Regions from separate parts of the Homo sapiens genome. Here all the other regions are linked to region 2. Evidence: chromatin loops called from intact Hi-C (ENCODE). Cell type or tissue: Caco-2. All regions are shown on one strand.

Region 1 (2,500 bases), 530 kb before region 2:
CTGGTGTTGGTGAATTCTCTCAGCTTTTGTTTGTCAGGGAAAGACTTTATTTCCCCTTCATATTTGAAGGATAGTTTTGCTGTATATAGCATTTTTGTATGACAGTTTTTTTTTTCTTTCTGAACTTTGAAACTGTCATCCTGCTCCCTCCTGGGCTGTATGGTTTTCCCTGAGAGGTCTGTTGCCAAATGAATTGGAGCTTCTTTAAATTATTTGCTTCTTTTCTCTTGCTCCTTTTAGGATTCTCTCTTTGTCTTGGCCTTTGAGTGCCCAATGTTTATAGGCCTTGGGATAGTCTTATTTGGGTCAAATCTGTTTGGTGTTTTCTTTTTTCTTTCTTTCTTTTTTTTTTTTTTTTTGAGATGGAGTCTCACTCTGTCTCCCAGGCTGCAGTGCAATGGTGCAATCTTGGTTCACTGCAAGCTCTGACTCCTGGGTTCATGCCATTCTTCTGCCTCAGCCTCCCAAGTAGCTGGGACTACAGGTGCCCACCACCACACCTGGCTTTTTTTTTAATTTTTTTGTATTTTTAGTAGAGACAGGGTTTCACCATGTGTCAGCCAGGGTGGTCTCGATCTCCTGACCTGGTGATCTGCCCGCCTCAGCGTCCCAAAGTGCTGGGATTACAGGCGTGAGCCACCACGTCTGGCCCTGTTTGGTGCTTTCTTACCTTCTTGTACCTGGACATTTATCTCTTTCTTAAGTTTTGGAAAGTTTTCTTTTATTATTTCTGTGAATAAGCTTTCTACCTCTCACTGTTTCTCAACTCCCTCTTGGACACCAATAATTCTTAGATTTTGTCTTCTAAGATAATTTTCTGTATCTTGTAGGAGATCTTTTTTTCTCATTCTTTTTTCTTTTTTCTCCTCTCAATGTGTGTTTTCAAGTAGCCAGTTGTCAAGCTCACAGGTTCTTTCAATGCTTGAACCATTCTGCTATTGAGAGTCTCAAATGAATTTTTCAGTTCAGCAAATGTATTTTTCAACTCTAAGATTTGTTTGATCTTTTAACAATTATTTTAATTTCTTTGTTAGATTTCTCTGATAATTTATGAATTGCTTTTCTGTGTTATGTTGGAGATCACTGAGTTTTCTTAAAAATGCTATATTGAATTCTTGGTCAGAGAGTTCACATATCATTTCATACTAGTCAGTTGCTGGTTCCTTGCTCTGTCTCTTTGAGGAGTTCATGGTTCGTTGTTTGCTGTTGTTTCTTGAGGATGTTCATCTGTGTCTTTGCATTGAAGGATTAGTTATTTATTCAGTTTTCCTTGCCTGACTTGTTTTGTTTTTTATTGGATATGTTTGCTTTAGTGATTCATTATAATTGATTTGTTGATTTCTTTCTTTCTTATCTCGCTAGATCACTGCCTCCTTTTTGTCACTAGATGGCACCTTAAGCCCAGGTTTTGCTTGGTTCTAGTAAACAATCAGAGTGCCACCTGTCCTGAATATGGAAAGTCCTAAATGGGATATCCTAGTAGTGTGGGAAGGCGGGTTAGGAGTTTGTGCCTAGGGGACCTGGGCTGTTGAACAGTCACTCTGATTTGGTGTCTTTTTTGGCCAAGTTACAGAACAGAGTTTCCAGGACTGAGAATGATAGACTCACCTCTCCCTTTGTCTCTGGCTATCCTCAGGAATATTTCTCCCTTCAGGAACTCACAATGTTTCCTGTGGCTTAAGGCAGAGACAGGTCCTCTGCCAGGGAACCCAATATGTTGGAGAAGCTGGTTGTCCACCTTGATCTTTTTCTAGTGTGGAAACTCTGGGTCGAGGGGAAATTTTCTGTATGCCTGGGCAGATTGGAGGGGAGGGACATTGTATACATGGAAGTGTGGTTCTCCTACTCTCTGCTCAGAGTTGTTTTTTACTTCCCTGTGGTCCTGGGAACTGCCTCATTCTCATATTTGAGTTCTGTGATATTGCTGGTGATAATCTCAGTGCTGTCTGTTTGTTTTTGGTTTTCTGTGTGGGAGAGTGAAGCCAGCTTCTATGCCGCCATTTTGAAACCAGAAATCTGAATCAGATGTAATTCTCTTTTTTTCTGTTTGTGCTAGGATACAGTAAGACATCAACATTTTAAATTTTCCCTTAAAAAGTTTAAGCTTAGTTTATTTCTAATATTGTTTTCCTTTTTTTAGCATTTATTTTCCATTTTCACTTTTGTAGCTCTTTTATCATTCTTTCATATTTCTAGTTTCTTTCTCATATTTTCATGTGTTGTTTTTGTCCTCTGAGTATATGGGATGGTTTACAACATCACTGATTTGCATTTTTGCTCTTTGCCACTTCCATTATGAATTTTTATTGTGCTCTGCATTTTTGCTTCTTTTCTATTTTTCATCTTAATCATATCCCCTTTTAAATATTATTCTGTTCTCTTTTTGTCTTAGCTAATTCTTAAGATTTTACCTTGTATTTCATAGAGACGGTCTTCTTTACGATTCCTCATACTTTTCTGATATTTTCTTCTGGATATTAGATTATTTTGATGGTATATT
Region 2 (2,500 bases):
GTGATCAACTTATCCTGGTTGGGCCAGCACATTCTGGGTTTTAGCACTGAAAGTCCCACCTCCCTGAAACCCCCTCGGTCCTGGTGAGCCGCTTGCTCACCCTATGATCAGGTGTCCCCACCCCACTCCCCACCCCAGGAAGGAGCTGCAGAAGCAGGTGTGTCACAGAGCAGAATTATAGGAGCCCAAACTTACCTTTGCAACATCTAGAGCAGGTGGAGTTGGGCATTTTATCACAGAACCCAGCTGTGCCCTCATTTATAAGCGAGAGAGGGAAGAGAAAGAAAAATCCCATGTTGTTCTTTGGAATCCAGTGCCAAGTTTCTAGTCCTAAACACACACACAGTGTCCATGCAATGTAGGTGCATTTTTTGTTCAAACACCTGTCAGGCAATGTTGGGTGGTAAAAACAATACCTCTTCATTAGGCCCTGAGCACCTACTGTGTGCAAGCCACTGTTGCAGGTGCCTGTCATACAGGAACACATTTAATTATCAAAACAATTCCATGAGATGAATAAGATGTTCTGTTTTCAGCTGAGAAACTCAGAGAAGTGAAGACATTTGCCCTGGTAGCAAGTGGCAGAGCTATAAATAGAGGCAAAAGCAAAAAATAGAGGTGGAGGTGCTGTAGAGACACAGAGAAGCGCATGGAATGATTGCTATGTAGGGTGAGTGGGGCGCTCCTGCTGGCATGTGGGCTGGGTGGGGGTAGTGGGGTGCAATCTTTTCATTTATTTAACAAATACTTATATAGTGCTTAACTTGTTAGGTACTGTCCTAAGAGGATGAACCATTCTAAACTCATTTGATTCCCATAATCAACATTCATGTAGACGATCTTTTATGCCGTAAACAAGGTCTTCTCAACTGAAAGCAATTTTGCACCCCAGGGGACATGTGACAAAGTCTGGAGACAGTTTTGGATTGTCACAATGTGTGGGAGAGTGGGGGAAGTGGTACTGGCCTCTCTGGGCAGAGGGCAGGGACACTGCTAAACATTCTTCAGTGCACAGGACAGCTCCCACAACAAAGCGTGATCCAGCCCAAAAGTCAGTAGCACTGGGGTTGGGAAAGTCTGTTGTAACTAATGGGAATGACTGGGGCTCTGGGAGGTGCAACCTGAAAACGGTCAGTGTCCACGGCCCCTTCCCTTCTCCAGAATAAACCTGGAGTGGTTTTTCTATTGGTTTACTTCTTGCTGTCTTTTCTAGGGTTCGCCCCAGAGTTTAAGATCGACTTTTTAGTTGCAGTGCAAGCAGCTGCAGTTCTCTGGCAATGCCACCCGGCTTTGTTCTGGTTTGTTAAGACAGTGAGCTGGATTTTACAGTTATTGCCCTTGAAAGCCCCATAAATGGCATTCGCAGCATTAGTGGGGCTGGGGGTTGCCAGATTGGTAAGTTTAACTTTGAGGGATGGCTAACACTCCAGTGCCCTCTAGGGTTCATCTGGCTGCTGAGTTGCCCAAGCCTTTACCAGGTTGCAGAAAAGTTGGCCACGGATGAAATCAGAGTTCAAACAGGCGTGAGGTGGAACCTGAGCAGCACCTCTGAGCTTGTGTTGGCAGGCTCCTCACAGCAGGCCGGTATCTGCTCTGAGTGGGCAGGGAGGACGCCTGGGGACCCCAGCCTCCATCCTTTCCTTCATCATGGACTGTTATTTTTAACTCCAGGGGATCTGAACTAGCTGATGTTAAAACTGAAACTTTCTCCTTGGGGAAGCTTAGCTGCCTAGGCCTGGAATGGGTTTCAGAGGTCATGCCATCTGGTCTCGCTGCCCAGTAGGATTCTCCCTAAGCAGGATCGGTTACATCATTTGCAGGGCCTAGCACAAAATGAAAACGTGAGGCCCCATATTGAAAAATTATTAAGAATTTCAAGACGGCATTTCAAGAGCAATTTTTCACGCTCTGAAGTATCAGAGCATGAAACCAAGCACACGGCCCTCTGAGTGTGAGGCCGTGTGTGACTGTACAGGTTGACACCCATGAAGCCAGCCTTAACGCCATGTTACCCTGTGGTCCCTGACACTATGTACAGGCTTGCCCAGGATGGGCTTGGTTTACTCCTGTTATGCCAATGTCATTATTGGGTGCCCCTTCCACTCTCAACACTGTCCTGGTTTAGACAACAAATTATATTATGTGGTAACCTTATAATTACATGACAACCTTCTAGGTAATTTCCTCTCATCCTATCTATGTTGTAATGTCACACAATGTCCAGCCGTTGCATCATTTTATGTAGGGGACCAAGTGATAATGACCTTTTTTTTTTTTGTTTGCCATCATGGTTTACTGAACACACATGCATGCACTAACTCACTTCATACTCACGGTGATATCAGAACAGGGGAGTATATATTTGCAGTTGAAGTAAGTGCAGCTTAGACAGGGTAAATGGTGTCAAGTGGCTGGTGAGTAGCAGATCTAGGACCTAAGCCACGATAGTATACGATTTCCCGCTGGAGTGATCAGTGGCCCCAGTTTGCCTGGGAGTGAT
Region 3 (2,500 bases), 100 kb before region 2:
CAGATGTTTTAAGTATGGTGGATGGGTGGATGGGTGTGCTGCAGAGACTGACAGGTCTGTTGAGTTAGGACTGCTGGCCATGAACCCTTTTTGATCTTGCTTTTTGTTGTTGAAACAGGGGGAAAGCGATGCACATACAGTAAATACCTGCAGTCTTCCAGTGCTGACTTCAAACAGTGGCAAGCAGTATTCACTAATGTGGGTTACTTATTATCCCGGGCTAGTGTCTCAGAAGAGGTTGAGAGAGAGAGAGAGGACAGCAGCTTTTGATGCCTCTGAGTCACCAGATCCACTAAGCGCCGGTTTTGGAAGGGGTCACTTCACCACTAATCAGTAGAGGGTGGAATTAATGTGGCTAGGGAGGCAGCTGGGTTGTGGTGGAGGCACAGGAAATAATATGTGCACCCATTGAGGGGTAAGTGGGATTTTTTTTTGAACTTTTCTGTTAAGATAAGAGCCAGCAATTGGCTTAACTGAGCTTGTGGTTCCCTTTGTAGAATTAGATATTTACCCAGCAAGAAAGGCCTCTAACTAGGGAAGGTCCTGTGACTTTCCCAAATGAAGGACCCTTACCTTTAGAGCTTGCTGGCATATTAATCCAGGTTTTAAATGCTCATGAGTCCGAGGGTCAGACTTCAGTTGATTATTTTGTTAGTGCTGATGGAGAAGAGATCTTGGCCCGGGAGTACTGGGGCCCTGGAGTACTTTCTCTTTGAGGCTTCAAAGACAAATAGTTCTTTGCAGAATGGCCAAGTCTTAAGATTCTTGACCTTTGGAGGCAACTTCAGACCTCTTGTTAGAATGAGTTTTTCTGTTTTCTCCCCTCCTCCCGACTTCCAAATATCCGAAAAGAGAATGAGCCTCTTAATTCCGGGGTGTGGTTTTATGACAGGCAGGGGATGGGGCTGCACTTGACTGCTCTCTGAATGATTTATCTTGCTCTCTGTGTGAATTTCTCTGTGTGTTAGGGGCCCAGGATGCGGTCTGATAGCTGCCTCTGGATTTCCCTTTCTCTGTAGGATGTGGTCTCTAGTGCCCAGCAGCAGGAAGAGAGGTGGGCACCAGATGGTTGATCTTGAGCCTCTCAGGGTGGCCAGGTCTGAGCCTAGCGGGCCATGATTTTAGGGGCGGCAGAGAGAGTTGACTGTTGGCGAGGAGAGGAAGGGCTTGTTCTCCAACCACCAGGGGGCGCGCTTGTGGCTTGGGAACCAGTTTTACTCAGACATCTGGTCTACACCTAAGTGGAACCAGGTTGACTTTTGCAAGGAAACACAGGTTCCAGGGAGGTGTTTCAGTGTCTTTATGCTTGTGGAGTCAAGTTGTCTGGGAGGAAGATCCTGGGTCTGGCCTCTGCAGTAGGTCAGTCGCCGGGCACCTGCTACGCCTGCCCGCCCCATTATGAGACCATTTGGGTAAGCCTCTGGCGCTGGCCTCCTTGCCCTCTAGCCTGGCAGCCAGAGCTGAGACTACTTAAGAGCCGTGGTAAAGGCTGCTTCTCCAGGGGCCTCCTGACTGGGGCTTCTGTGTCTCCCACTGCCGGGACCAGAGTGTCACCTTCGTAAATAGCACAGTGTGTGGTTTTGGACGCCCTCCCCAGGCAGGGCTCTGCTGTGAACCCTCCCCTTTGTGGGTGGGCAGTTGCGACTCAGCCTGGGCTTGCCTCATCTGGGATATTACCAGGATGCAACTCATGAAGCTTTTGAGATCCAGAAGGCAGGGACAGAAGCTCCTGTTTTCCAGGGCTGCCTTCTTGGCTGTGAACCGTGGACATCACTGATAAAGAGGTGACAGCTTGTCATTGACCTGAGAGTTTCCATACGAGATTCACGTGTGCCTTCTCCCACTGTTGGGTTGAGATGAAGCATCTTAAAGGACTCTCTGAAGCTCATATGTCTTAACTGGGCATATTTAAAGAGAATTTAAGACATAGCCAGATGATCTCACATCATTTTAACGTGCAAGATATTCGAGTGTGTGCACAGTGTATGGAAAGGTCTGCTGACTCCTTATTCAAAGGCTTGCATTCCAGCCCGGTCCACCACTTACTGCTTGGGTGTTGAAGCCTTTCTGAATGGCATGTGCCCATCTGTAAAATGGGTGGGCACCATTCCTTCTGTCTGTGTCATAGGATTGTTATTAGGACCAAAATAATAAACATGAAAGCCTTTTGTAGAGAGAAACGTTTTGAACCGCCGCAAAGTGTTATAATTAGTATAATTAGTAATGATGATGTAAATAGGACAACCAGGTTGGGATGTCACTTTTAAAGGGTGACTCTTGGCTTAGCCCATTTTCCATTGTAAGGTTTTAGAGTGGCCCCCTGACCCCCATGCCTCAACTTTCTTATTGAACTGAAGTCTGTTTTTCCAGCTAGTTCTTGGAATGTAGAGATCCCATCTAAGGTTTAAGTTCCCCCCTTCCCTCTCCCGCACACTCACTCATTCTGCAGAGTACCTGGCATCTGGGATGGGCTTAATAAGTTAGTAAAATGAATGGAACA

The links. Hi-C counts contacts between places; a loop is a spot of excess contacts. Peaks named below come from ENCODE experiments on the same cell type or tissue, not always from the same donor. Only the 100,000 strongest peaks of a DNase experiment are listed, where the experiment ranks them.
Region 1: a loop joins it to region 2, with 24 times the contacts of the local background. A loop is called at or near these places in 7 of 110 quality-filtered maps.
Region 3: it touches region 2 in a loop (15-fold over the local background); 63 of 110 quality-filtered maps call a loop at or near these places.

Annotation. Positions count from the first base shown.
Region 1 is chr17:65,987,094-65,989,593 of GRCh38, reverse strand. All of the region lies in intron 17 of CEP112 (centrosomal protein 112), which reads left to right. Among named protein-coding and RNA genes, the nearest start is that of CEP112, 200 kb to the left of the region's middle. In Caco-2, a CTCF peak has its summit at 1,371 (motif pointing right); a DNase peak (open chromatin) is centred at 1,423.
Region 2 is chr17:65,455,061-65,457,560 of GRCh38, reverse strand. It overlaps LINC02563 (long intergenic non-protein coding RNA 2563), which reads right to left and starts at 20. Exons shown (of 3, transcript NR_131984.1): 1 at 1-20. RefSeq lists an enhancer at 1,185-1,684. In Caco-2, a CTCF peak has its summit at 1,438 (motif pointing left); a DNase peak (open chromatin) is centred at 1,409.
Region 3 is chr17:65,555,262-65,557,761 of GRCh38, reverse strand. The region is part of intron 2 of AXIN2 (axin 2); the gene reads left to right. Among named protein-coding and RNA genes, the nearest start is that of AXIN2, 5.1 kb to the left of the region's middle. RefSeq lists an enhancer at 1,791-2,500. In Caco-2, a CTCF peak has its summit at 1,203 (motif pointing right); DNase peaks (open chromatin) are centred at 213 and 1,191; H3K4me3 peaks cover 1,798 bases.